Regions from separate parts of the Homo sapiens genome. Here region 1 is linked to region 2. Evidence: chromatin loops called from intact Hi-C (ENCODE). Cell type or tissue: Caco-2. All regions are shown on one strand. Links, peaks and the distances in the headings refer to the core of each region. The heading gives the core; the rest is flanking DNA.

What was found. Peaks named below come from ENCODE experiments on the same cell type or tissue, not always from the same donor. Only the 100,000 strongest peaks of a DNase experiment are listed, where the experiment ranks them.
Region 1: a loop joins it to region 2, with 6 times the contacts of the local background. A loop is called at or near these places in 3 of 110 quality-filtered maps.

Annotation. Positions count from the first base shown.
Region 1 is chr17:63,520,409-63,525,767 of GRCh38, reverse strand. It overlaps KCNH6 (potassium voltage-gated channel subfamily H member 6), which reads right to left and starts at 2,410. Exons shown (of 13, transcript NM_001278919.2): 1 at 2,279-2,410; 2 at 1,399-1,629. The coding sequence starts at 2,354. In Caco-2, for the core only: no CTCF peak of the experiment used is centred there; a DNase peak (open chromatin) is centred at 2,597; H3K4me3 peaks cover 377 bases.
Region 2 is chr17:63,443,972-63,449,330 of GRCh38, reverse strand. CYB561 (cytochrome b561) reads left to right here and starts at 3,025. Exons shown (of 6, transcript NM_001915.4): 1 at 3,025-3,086. RefSeq lists enhancers at 813-1,625, 2,129-2,268, 1,626-2,439 and silencers at 2,409-2,598, 2,769-3,328. In Caco-2, for the core only: CTCF peaks have their summits at 2,393 and 3,235; DNase peaks (open chromatin) are centred at 2,000, 2,520 and 3,060; H3K4me3 peaks cover 2,833 bases.

The DNA.
Region 1 (5,359 bases), core at 143-5,142, 76 kb before region 2:
CAGATTCTTCCCAGTCCCTTCCTGGCTGCCGCTGCCTGTTGCACTTCCCACTGCCACTCACTCAAGTGGCAGCAGCAGGAACAACCAGGACCTACCCGAGAAGCTGTAACTCTGAGAAGCCTGCAAACACACACACACAGGCGTGAACTTGCAAGCACACACTCACACACAGAGGCACACACATGCAAGCACACACATGCTCATGTTTCACACACTCCAGGCCCCTGAAACCTGGTCTCTCAGCACTCCTCGGTCCCGATCCAGAGACATCCATTCTTTATCTCCACTCAGGTGGCCTCATGCCTGCCTTCCCTGGGGACTTCTCTCCCCTGAGCACCTCCTTCCCCAGAAATCCTGCCTGTAAACACAAAGGCAGCTGGGGTCCTTTCTCTCCTCTTGGGATTACTCAAAAGAAATCTCCGAGGGAGGAATCCAGAGACTTGGGTTCCAGTCCCAGGTTGGACTCTAGCAGTGGGATCTTGGGCAAATCCCTTCCACATCTATGAAATGAAGGGATTTACCTAAGCCAGTGGTTCCTAAAGTAAGCAGGACATCAGAACCACCAGGGAGATATTTCCAAATACACCCGCTTGGCCTCATCTCACACCTTCTGAGTCAGCCTCTCTGTAGAGAAAGCATGTTTTGGAAAACATGCTCTGGGTAATTCTGATGCAGAACCAGGTTGGGGGCCATTGATTCAAGAGATTTCCCAGGACATTCAGGCTCTTTTCCTCGTTCCCACCCATGCTGCCAGGTCCAGTGAGGACCCTGTGGTCCTGGGGGGTGGGGGAGGATTTCCAAGGGCTGCTGAGATCTGTCTTCAGCTCCTGACTTACGCTTCTGTTCTGCTTGCAGTATGCTCCAGCTGGCAGTAACAACCCAAACTCCATCTGAATGAGCTTCTTGGTCAGGGAAAACTCCAGACCCTGTCTCCCCAAAGAGCTGAGACTGGATAAGGCAGGCCCACCCCACTTTGCCAGCCAAAAGCCCCCATGCCTTGCCTGGCCACAGAGGTCTTCAGGAGGTGACTCCTCCTCTAATCCTTGGAGCAGACGGAGAGGAGGGAAGGTTAATTTCCATCCCAGCTGCCTGACCGCTGGGGCTGACAGTAAGATAGTGGAGAGCCAGGAGACCAGGGACACAGCAGAGGGATGGCAGAGCAGGAGGCCCTGCCCCAGGCCAGAACCAGTGGGTGGCCCAGCCTGATCCCTAGCTCCTGCAAAGGACCTCAGAAGGCATCATATCCAATGCCTGTGGAGGAACCAAGGCCCCTAGAAGAAACAGGGTTTGTTCAGGCCCTTTGGACCCTGGGTCAGTGCCTTCCCCAAGGCCACCCTGGCTGGACAAGACAGAGGGCCAAGCCTGCCCTGCAAAGCCTCTGGCCTGAGTATGCCTCACCATCCTTGCGGTAGTAGAGGATGTCCACCTTGCACTCCTCAGCCCCCAGCAGGGCCTGCGCTAGGCGGGACACGGCGCTGCTTGGTGTGTTGGGGCCTGTGAGGAAGTCGCAGGTGCAGGGTTGCTGCATCACCTCCACTCGGGAGTAGCCGAAGAGTTCGCAGAAGCCGTCGTTGCAGTAAATGATGGCGCAGTTCTCCATCTGAGCATTGGCAATCAGGAACTTCCGACCTGGGGTGGGAGGTGGGAGGCAAAAAGTCCATGGGAGCCAGGATCCAGCGGCTGGGAGGGAAAGATCATAAGGACTCTTGGTGGCAGTAAGGGGAATTTAGGCAGAGGAGCAGGGCAGTGACCGGAATGAGGGAGGGAGTCAGGCCTGGGGATTGTGGGAAGACTAGGGCAGTGAGGGTCTTGAGGTGGAAGGAAGGCCCAAGGCCTCCTGGAAACAGGAAAAGTGTGGGGAAGGGAGGCAGGGATGTGACCAGATGGGGGTCAGGCCTGGGAAAGCTCCTGGGAAGACCAGAACCAGGATATGAAAAGGAAGGAAAAGAAGGACTCAGAGAAGCCTCTGGAGGACGCGGATGAGGGGGCAGGCAGTGGCTGGAAGGGGAGGTTCGAACTTGGGGCACCAAGGAAACAGCTGGCAGTAGGGAGGGAAGGCCTGCACGCTGCTCCTTGTGTTCCAGAAAAGAGGACAGCATTTAAGGCAAGCGGGTCCCCCTGGAGGAGAAGGTGTTGGGGACATCAAAAGAAGGATTTTTCATTCAGCACCCGGCACTCACCACCTTGCCCGGTTAGAAGTTAGTAAAGGGGTCCAGCCCCCCCTTTCACGGAACCAGGACTCCAGATCGTCCCCCCGCCCCAACATACACACACTCACTTTGGCCCTCGAACTTGCGGATGATGGTGTCCAGGTAAGTGTTTTGGGGAGCGACGTGGCCCCTGCGGACCGGCATCTTTCGGCCGCGGCCCCTGCCCGGAGCCACAGGCGCCACTGGCTCCCGGCGTCTCCGTCTGTCCTCGGGCTCAGCAGCGTCCGGCTCCGGTGGGCGCCGCCCCCGGGGAGGGCCGCCGGGCTCCGCGCCCCGCCCGCCAGCCTGCGTCTGCCCTCCCCTCCCCACCCCTGCCCCACCTCTCCTTTCCTTTCCTGCGCTCCCCTGCCCTCCCCTCGCCTCCCTGGCCCGCGCCCTCCTGGCCTCCTCTCCTCTGCGCCGGCCCGGGAGCTGTCCACGCCTTGGTGCTGAAAGAAGCCGCGCGCCGGCGGCGGGGAGGGGGCCGCTGGGCGGGGCAGTTTCTCTGGGACCCGACGGGGCTGGGGCGGGGCCTTGCATCCTACGGGGCGGGGCGGGGCGGGGCGGGGCGGGGCTGGGGTCCTGGCCCTGGAATAGGGCAGGTGTTCTCTGAGGAGCTGCTTCTGTTCCTGTCCTAAGGGCCAATGGCCTCAGCACCTCTCCGATTCCCTCCCAGTACCAAAGGGCAGTCTCCCCTCCCAGTGCAGGGAGTTTCCCAGGCAGGAGGGGGGCTACAGATGGGGTTGTTAGGGGCCTCAGGTGGTCTTTGGCTGAAAGCTTTCTTCCGGGTCTGACCACTGGGCCCGACCCTGGCAATGATACCATTAGGCCTCTGGCCTGCTCTTATAGCAAGTGATCTCCAGCTCAGCTGAGACCTAGGTCCCATGCAGAGCTCCTGCCGCCAAGTCCAGCCAGGGCCTGGTCCTGAGAGGAGGGGGTAGGAGTACACATGAAGACGTGCAAGAAATATGCAATAAGGGCCAGGCGCGGTGGCTCACGCCTGTAATCCCAGCACTTTGGGAGGCAGAGGTGGGCAGATTACCTGAGGTCAGGAGTTTGAGACCAGCCTGGCCAACATGGCGAAGCCCTGTCTCTACTGAAAAAACAAAAATTAGCTGAGTGGTGGCGCAAACCTATAATCCCAGCTACTTGGGAGGCTGAAGTGGGAGAATCGCTTGTACCCGGGAGGCGGAGGTTGCAGTGAGCCGAGATTGCGCCACTGTACTCCAGCCTGGTAGACAGAGCGAGACGCGAGACTCCATCTGAAAATAAAAAGAAAGAAAGAAAGAAGTATGCAATAAGATGCCTTCTTCAGAGGCCTGAGAGCTCTTAGCATACAGGTACATCTTGGAAGGAGAACAGATTTAAAACCACCTATTAGCAAGTGACCACTGATAAAAGTGTCTGAGTACTGAGTACTGACTGAAAATGAACACACTAGAAAAAGCAAATGGGGGTGGGAATAGGTTTATTGAAAGAGGCTTCCTGGAGAGGAAGGGGAGAAGGGGACTACTGTTCACTGAGCATCTGGGTGGGCTTGTAGTGCTGCAGAGGGTTTGGTGAGCAATTTTGAGCCTGATCTTGGAGGGCAAGCATTCAAATGGGGCATGCACCTTAGGCAAAGGCCAAAGGTGATGTCAGTGCAGAGGGGCTGGGGTGGGGGGAACAAGGGGGTGTGGGAGAGGTGAGTTTGGAGGAAGGAGGTAATTAATAAAGACCCTCAGATGCCATTTTGAACATCTAGATTTAATTGATGAACAACCAAGTTCTTAAGCAATTAGACATGAAAGAAATATTCTGGTGACATAAACTTTACAATGGTGGGTGGGGGAGGAAGGATAGACAAGGAGGCTCAGCAAGGTTTTTACTGGAGTCCAGGTGAGAGGCTTAGAGTCCTGGGCTGGATGTGTGTTTGTCATGCAGAGCCACAGTGCCTAGTGGGGGCCTCTTTGGCCACTGTGGCTGGGGGATGAGAAGAGGGCAGAGATGTCCTGGCTGCCCCTCTGTTGGACAGGCTGGCTGTGGAGGAAAAGAAGGGGCTATTTCTCATGAGCTCAGTACATGGGGTGCTGAGCTCTGAGGAGGGACTTGGGCAGTGGGACATTCATTCATTCATTCATTCACTTACTCATTCCATCATTTTCCAAGTCCCTTTTGTGCACCATGGCCTGTGCTGACTAGAGTTGTTACAGAGGGGCACACTCCTGATGTGCATCCAGCTCTTATAGAGCTGATAGCTAGTAATAGGGACAAATAAGGACATTATGGCACAGAAAAGTAAGAGCAGGGACAGAGTCATCAAACAAGGGTGCTGTGGAGCCTGGGGCTGGAGCAAGTGCTTGGGCTCAGCCAGATCTCAGAAAGACCTTTTGAAACCTGGACAGGGGCAGGGTCCATGGAGATCTCAGCCTAGTATCTCTGTCCCCTGAACACCTGAGTTTGGGGCTCAGATTCTTAATTCAGAGAGACCTGGTCTCCTCTTTTGGCCACCCTCCCACCAGCTCAGTTGCAGCCGGGGTACCCCTTCTCTGTAGTTACTGGCTATAATGCCCTTTCCCCTCAAGTTTTCCCTATTCTCTGACAGACACTGACTCCCAGCCTCCCCAGGAGCCCATGCAACCTCCATCCAGACGCTCTGAATCCCCAATATTGAATGTAGGATCCTCATGGCAGGCAGACCCAGGCTGAGGATAATGAACTAGGAAAGGCAGAGGCAGAGGCCTTCCCGTTCTTTCCCCAGGCTTGTTTCTAGAGCACTAATTTCCCAAGTATTCTCCTACAGTTCCCTCCTTCCTGTCCTCCCCATCCCCCACTGAGCCTGAAAAGGTGCTGTTTGTCCTATGCTCGCTCCCCAGGGCAACGGGCCAGGCAGCAGGTGTGTGTGTGTTGAACAAGGCCATCTCCAGAGCAGAGTGGTTGGAGATGAGCTTTGTTTAAATATTAAAGAAGTCAATCATTAATCAAGCCTGGCTCAATGCCCAGCAACCCACTGTCTCCATTTGGAAGGGCTTGGGCTGGGGCAGAGAGAGCCATGGGGCAGTTTGTGAGGCTACTTACATCTCAACTGGTCAACAAAGAGCTTTTGGGGGCTGGATTATGTAGTCCAACACAGGGCTGGCCCAAGGATTAGCAGAAAGATGTGCTGGTTGGTATAAAAGCACAGTGCTCAT
Region 2 (5,359 bases), core at 194-5,193:
ATGGAGTCTCACTCCATTGCCCAGGCTGGAGTGCAGTGGCACAATCTTGGCTCACTGCAACCTCCGCCTCCTGGGTTCAAGCAATTCTCCTGTCTCAGCCTCCCAAGTAGCTGGGATTACAGGTGCCTGCCACCTTGCCCAGCTAATTTTTGTATTTTTAGTAGAGACGGGGTTTCACCTTGTTGGTCAGGCTGGTCTCGAACTCTTGACCTCAGGTGATCCACCCACCTCGGCATCCCAAAGTGCTGGGATTACAGGTGTGAGCCACCGCACCCGGCCTGAATTTGAATTTAACTGGGAAGCCTTTTTTTATTTTTTCCTCTTCTTTCTGAATCTGGTAACCCTAGCAAGGGAGAAGTGACTAGCCAGGTGCCAGGTGGGTCTACGGCCTGAGTCTCCAGCTCTCTATTCACATTCTGCCTGCTTCCTTGATGCTTCCTCCTCCTTAAATGCTTTCTGTCAGAGACCAGGGGGCACTCTAGGCCTGGCTGCCCAGCACGCGGAATCCAGGAGCACTCCTACCTCCTAATCCCTGCCCCAGCTGCCCTCTGGATGGTCAGGGAAGGCCTGAGGAGGTGATGTTTGAGCTGAGATTTGAGAGAATGTGACCAGAGATGATCCAGGAAAGAACATTCCATGGAGAGGTGGGAGTGAACTTGGTGCATCTGAAAACAGAAAGGCTAGCGTGGTTCTGCGATGTGGGAAGGGAGTGGAAACATGGAAACACAGTCAGCATTTCCTTTTTTTTTTTTTTTTTTTTTTGAGACGGAGTTTTGCTCTTGTTGTCCAGGCTGGAGTGTAATGGCGCGGTCTTGGCTCACCACAACCTCTGCCTCCTGGGTTCAAGTGATTCTCTTGCCTCAGCCTCCGGAGTAGCTGGGATTACAGGCATGTGCCACCCCGCCCGGCTAATTTTGTATTTTTAGTAGAGATGGGGTTTCTCCACGTTGGTCAGGCTGGTCTCTAGCTCCCGATCTCAGGTGATCCGCCCGCCTCGGCCTCCCAAAGTGCTGGGATTACAGGCGTTAGCACAACTCAGGAGGCCCTGGAACTCATCTTGTGCCACTCAAGAAAGGGCAGGAGGGGTCCTCTCCTTTCCCACCTTTCCCAAGCTGAAGGACTGCACACTTCTCAGGCTTCCAAGGCAGGAGCTTCGGCAGCAGGAACAGGGTTGCAAGGTAGTTAGTCTGGGTGTCTGTCGTCCTGGGTTGGGACATCTGGGAGCTGGGGCAAGGCCTCTGGGCCCTAGTGCCAGAGAGCAGTTTGGTGGCGTTGCCTGTTCTTTAAAATGGGTTAGGTGTAGCCATGAGCCCCCCCATGCAGCGGGTGTGCAGGCCTCTCCCTCAGTCAGAACACCCTCACCCACCCCTCCCCACTTGAAGCAGGCCCTTGAGAACACTGCTGGCAGGGAGGCGGCTGCTCTTCCTCCTAAGGGAAAAGCCTGCAGCCCCGTGCTGCTGGGCCGTGGGGTGAGGGGGAAGCCAAAGGGCCCCTATCACCCCTCAGCAGGAGTCTCTCCTGGCTTTGGAAGGGGCTGAAGGCCCGGGGCTCTCACGAGGGAACTCAGCCCTGCTCAGCCGGTCAGGACTCCTCCTCCACGTCTAAATCCACAGACCAAACAAAGGACATGGCTCAGTTCCACCTTCAATCCACAGGGATTCTGCCTGTTAGCACGCTAAGGAAACTGTTTCTTACTTTAAATTATCCATTAATTTCCTCCAACTGAAAGATACTCTACAAATTTTCTGTTGTTGGAGGGTTTAAGCTTGGTCCCTCTGAGGGGGTGGGCCCTGCTGTGTCGGCCCCTTGTGTCTGCTCGTGGAAGGTGTGCCATGTGCCACCGTGTGCCATATGCAGCTGACACGCCTGTGCGTCTCGCCTGGCGCTGGAGACTGCTCTCTGTGTACTAAGCGAGTACTGGATCCCCAGGGCCTATCTTGCCCACTGCCTGTGGCAATACACAGGCAATACACAAAGCGCATTCAAGTAAGCAGGTCTCCCTGCCCCCCGGCCTCCCAGAACCTCGGTGCCTGGAGGGCAGGTGGGGGAGGGCGTTCCTGAATGGAGGCCGGTTTCCCTCTGCGGGGAGGAAACCCCATTTCCCTCCTACCCCTAGGCGCTTGCTACATCTGGCCCGGCATCAGACAGGAAAGAACCCTTTCTTCCCAGCTTGTAGGAAGTCTGAGCTGGGCCCCTTATCTACCCACAGCACTTCCTGGACCGGGGGCCTGGACCGGGCTCCGAAGGGGCTGGCTCCCGGTCTTGGTCTTGGCCTCGGCGCCCTCGTTTCTCTGCGCTTTGGGCAGGGGAAGCTGCGGACGGCAAGCTCTCGGCTTTCGTGAGAGCCTGGTGGAATCGGTGTTCCCCGAAGGCTACTCTGCGGGGGCGGGGGCTAGTCCGGGCCTTCCCGGCAGTATCGTCTCCCCCGTGGGGGCTGGGGAGGTGCCCCCAGGGCTCCCGGAGCGGCGGCGTGGCCAAGGCCCGAACCGGGTCTGACATCTAGTGGCCTCCTGGGCCCGGGCAGGGCGAGGGCGGGGCAGGGAAGAAGGTGGAGGGCAGAATGGGAGGCGTGGAGCGAGAAAATCAGGAAGCGCGGGACCAAGCCGGGGAAGGGCGGCGGGTCTCGCCCCTGGCACCCGCTCTCCTCGGGGCCCGTCCCATCCCCCAGGCCTGGCCGACCCCAGGTCCTTCCGTGCGCAGTCGGGGCTCGCAAGGACGAATCCCGCGGCCCTCGAGGCAGGCCCGGGGGAGCTCCCGGCCCTCCACCCCCGCAGGCCGCAGATCCCACGCACCCCCGATCATGGGGGCCCCGGAGGGAGGTCGCGAGGCCGGGCTCACGGTGGCCGCGGTTCGCCCACGTGCGGGCCCGGAGCTGGCAGGGCCCGGTCCCGAGCGTGGCCGCAACCGCGGGGACCTGGCACGTGCGGGGCAGCCCCGGGGGCCGCGTACGCCACTTCCGGTCCCGGAGACACCGCCCAGCCCGCCGCCCGGTTGCCATGGCGACGCCGTCGCGCCACGGCCCGCAGAACCGGCCAAGCGACCCGGGCGCGGCGCGGGGAGGCTGAAGGGACGCTCGGGTAGGCAAGGTAGGAGGCCGGGCTGGGGGTGGGAGCGGAGCGCGCAGGGGTGCGGGGCGGGGGCGGCCCAGGTGAGCCCTGACTGCGCAGGGAGGGACAGCGCGGGGCTCCCGAGTAGCAGCCGGCCTCGCACCTGCCCCTTGCGGCCGCGCACTGGACTGCGGCGCCGACCCGCACCCTGGGCCCGAGGGCTGCAGGGCTCGCCCGCCCTCTCGGAGCCGAGCCTCTCCCGGTCCAGGCGGCCCCTGCCCTGGCCTGCCCGGGTGCCGGGTCTCTGCTGAAGTTAGAACCGAGACCCCCGCTTGCTGGTGACCCCGAGTTTGGATCTTTGCTCCTGCGCCGCGTTCTAGAGCAAGGTAGGGTGCAAATGGACCAACCAGCCTTTGCCACGGCTGCCCTCTTGAAATCTGAAACCGGAGCCACCGCCTCTTGCCCCGAGCAGGGCCCGGGCTGCAACGTGGAGCCGCAGGTCCCCGCCTGTGTCTCCCGACGCCCCCAGCTTCTGAGCGCGAGGGTGGGAGTTTCCCGAGTGGGAAAGCCCCATGGCTTCGGTGGCCTCGGTGGCCCTGTGGTGGGTCAGGCCGGTGCCAACTGCGCTGAGGGCGGAGCTGCCGCCACCTTGACACCTGGGAGATGGCAGGGCCACCCTCCCTCCCTCCCTCCCTGCCCTGTCCCCGACTGTATCACGGAGCGAGGATCATCCGTGTGGATCTGGGGTCCCCTTCCCAGACTTCTCCTTTCTGGTCGTCCTCCTCTCATTCATTCCACCTTGGCAGCCTTTGTGGATTTTCTGACTCCGTAAATGAAGTTACATCTAGGGCGCCTAGATTCTGCCCCTTTGGTTTAATAGCTAATGAAAAAAAAAAAAAAAAAGCTTTGCCACCTCCTCTAGGTGCCTGGATTTCTCCCGGTGAAATTTGATGGAGGCAGGAAAATACGAGGCGGTGGCAGCCCCACCTCCTTGCATGAGGGAGCCTCCTAGAGCTGGAGGTGGAACCACCCTGCTTGTCCCACTCCTTTTCTTTCTTGCTTTATTGCTTTCTTGCTTTCCTTACTTTCCTTCCTTCTTTTTTTTTTGAGATGGAGTCTTGCTCTGTTGCCAGGAGGCTGGAGTGCAGAGGGCAATATCAGCTCACTGCAACCTCCATCTTCCGGGTTCAAGCGATTCTCCTGTTCCAGCCTCCCTAGTAGCTGGGATTACAGGTGTGTGCCACAACACGCAGCTAATTTTTGCATTTTTAGGAGAGACGGGGTTTCACCATGTTGGCCAGGCTGGTCTCGAACTCCTAACCTCAAGTGATCTGCCCGCCTTGGCATCCCAAAGTGCTAGGATTACAGACGTGAGCCACCGTGCCCAGCCTTGTCCTACTACTTTTCTGCCCTCACCACTTTTCCTTGGCAGGCAGAGCTTGGGCTCCTGCTAATACTGGGATGGTTCAGTGGCATTAGATGGCATTGGTGGAGGGGAATGAGAAATTAACCCCCTCTGAAAGCGTAGCTTCACTGGGAAAAAGCACTCTACTGTCTGAACAATTCATAAATGAATTTTGGGAATATACAATGTCACAGATTAAAAGCAGACCATCCTGTGTTCTTCCAGCCCCAGGAGCTTCTGCTTGGTGTGCAGGGGCTAATGGTGGACAGCAATGGAGTGTAGATTTATTAGAGACGGCTGCCATCTGGCTCTCTGTGGCCCCAAACCTCATGTGTCAGCAGTGTGACTCTTTCTAAGGTGCTCTTAGGACCAGATTTCGTTTTTGTAAGATTGGTCTTTGATGGAATGCCTACTTTGTGGCAGGCACTGTGCTGGGCGCTGGCACACCTTTATCCACTTACTCCTTCTGTGTTCAATAAGGTAGCTCCAGATATCCTCCACTTTATAGATTAGGAAGCAGGCTTGGAGAAGGGACTTGGCTTGTCCAGGAGCTGATGGTTATAAATAATGAGTCTGTTTTGAAATCACATCTCTCTAACCTGGGCTGCGCTGGGCCTTTCATGGGCCGTTGGCCCTCTGGCCTTCACGGGCCCCGTCTTCCATAAAAAAAATAATAACAATTGGCCCGGCGCAGTGGTGAAAGCGCGTCTCTACAAAAGATACAAAAAATTAGCCAGGCATCGTGGAGCACGCCTGTAATCCCAGACTCGGGGAGTCTGAGGCAGGAGAATTGCTTGGACCCGGAAGGCAGAGGTTGCGGTGACCCGAGATCTTGCCATTGCACTCCAGCCTCAAAAAAAAAAAAATTAATAAAAATTATATTTTACAACTGCATTGGTATAAATAC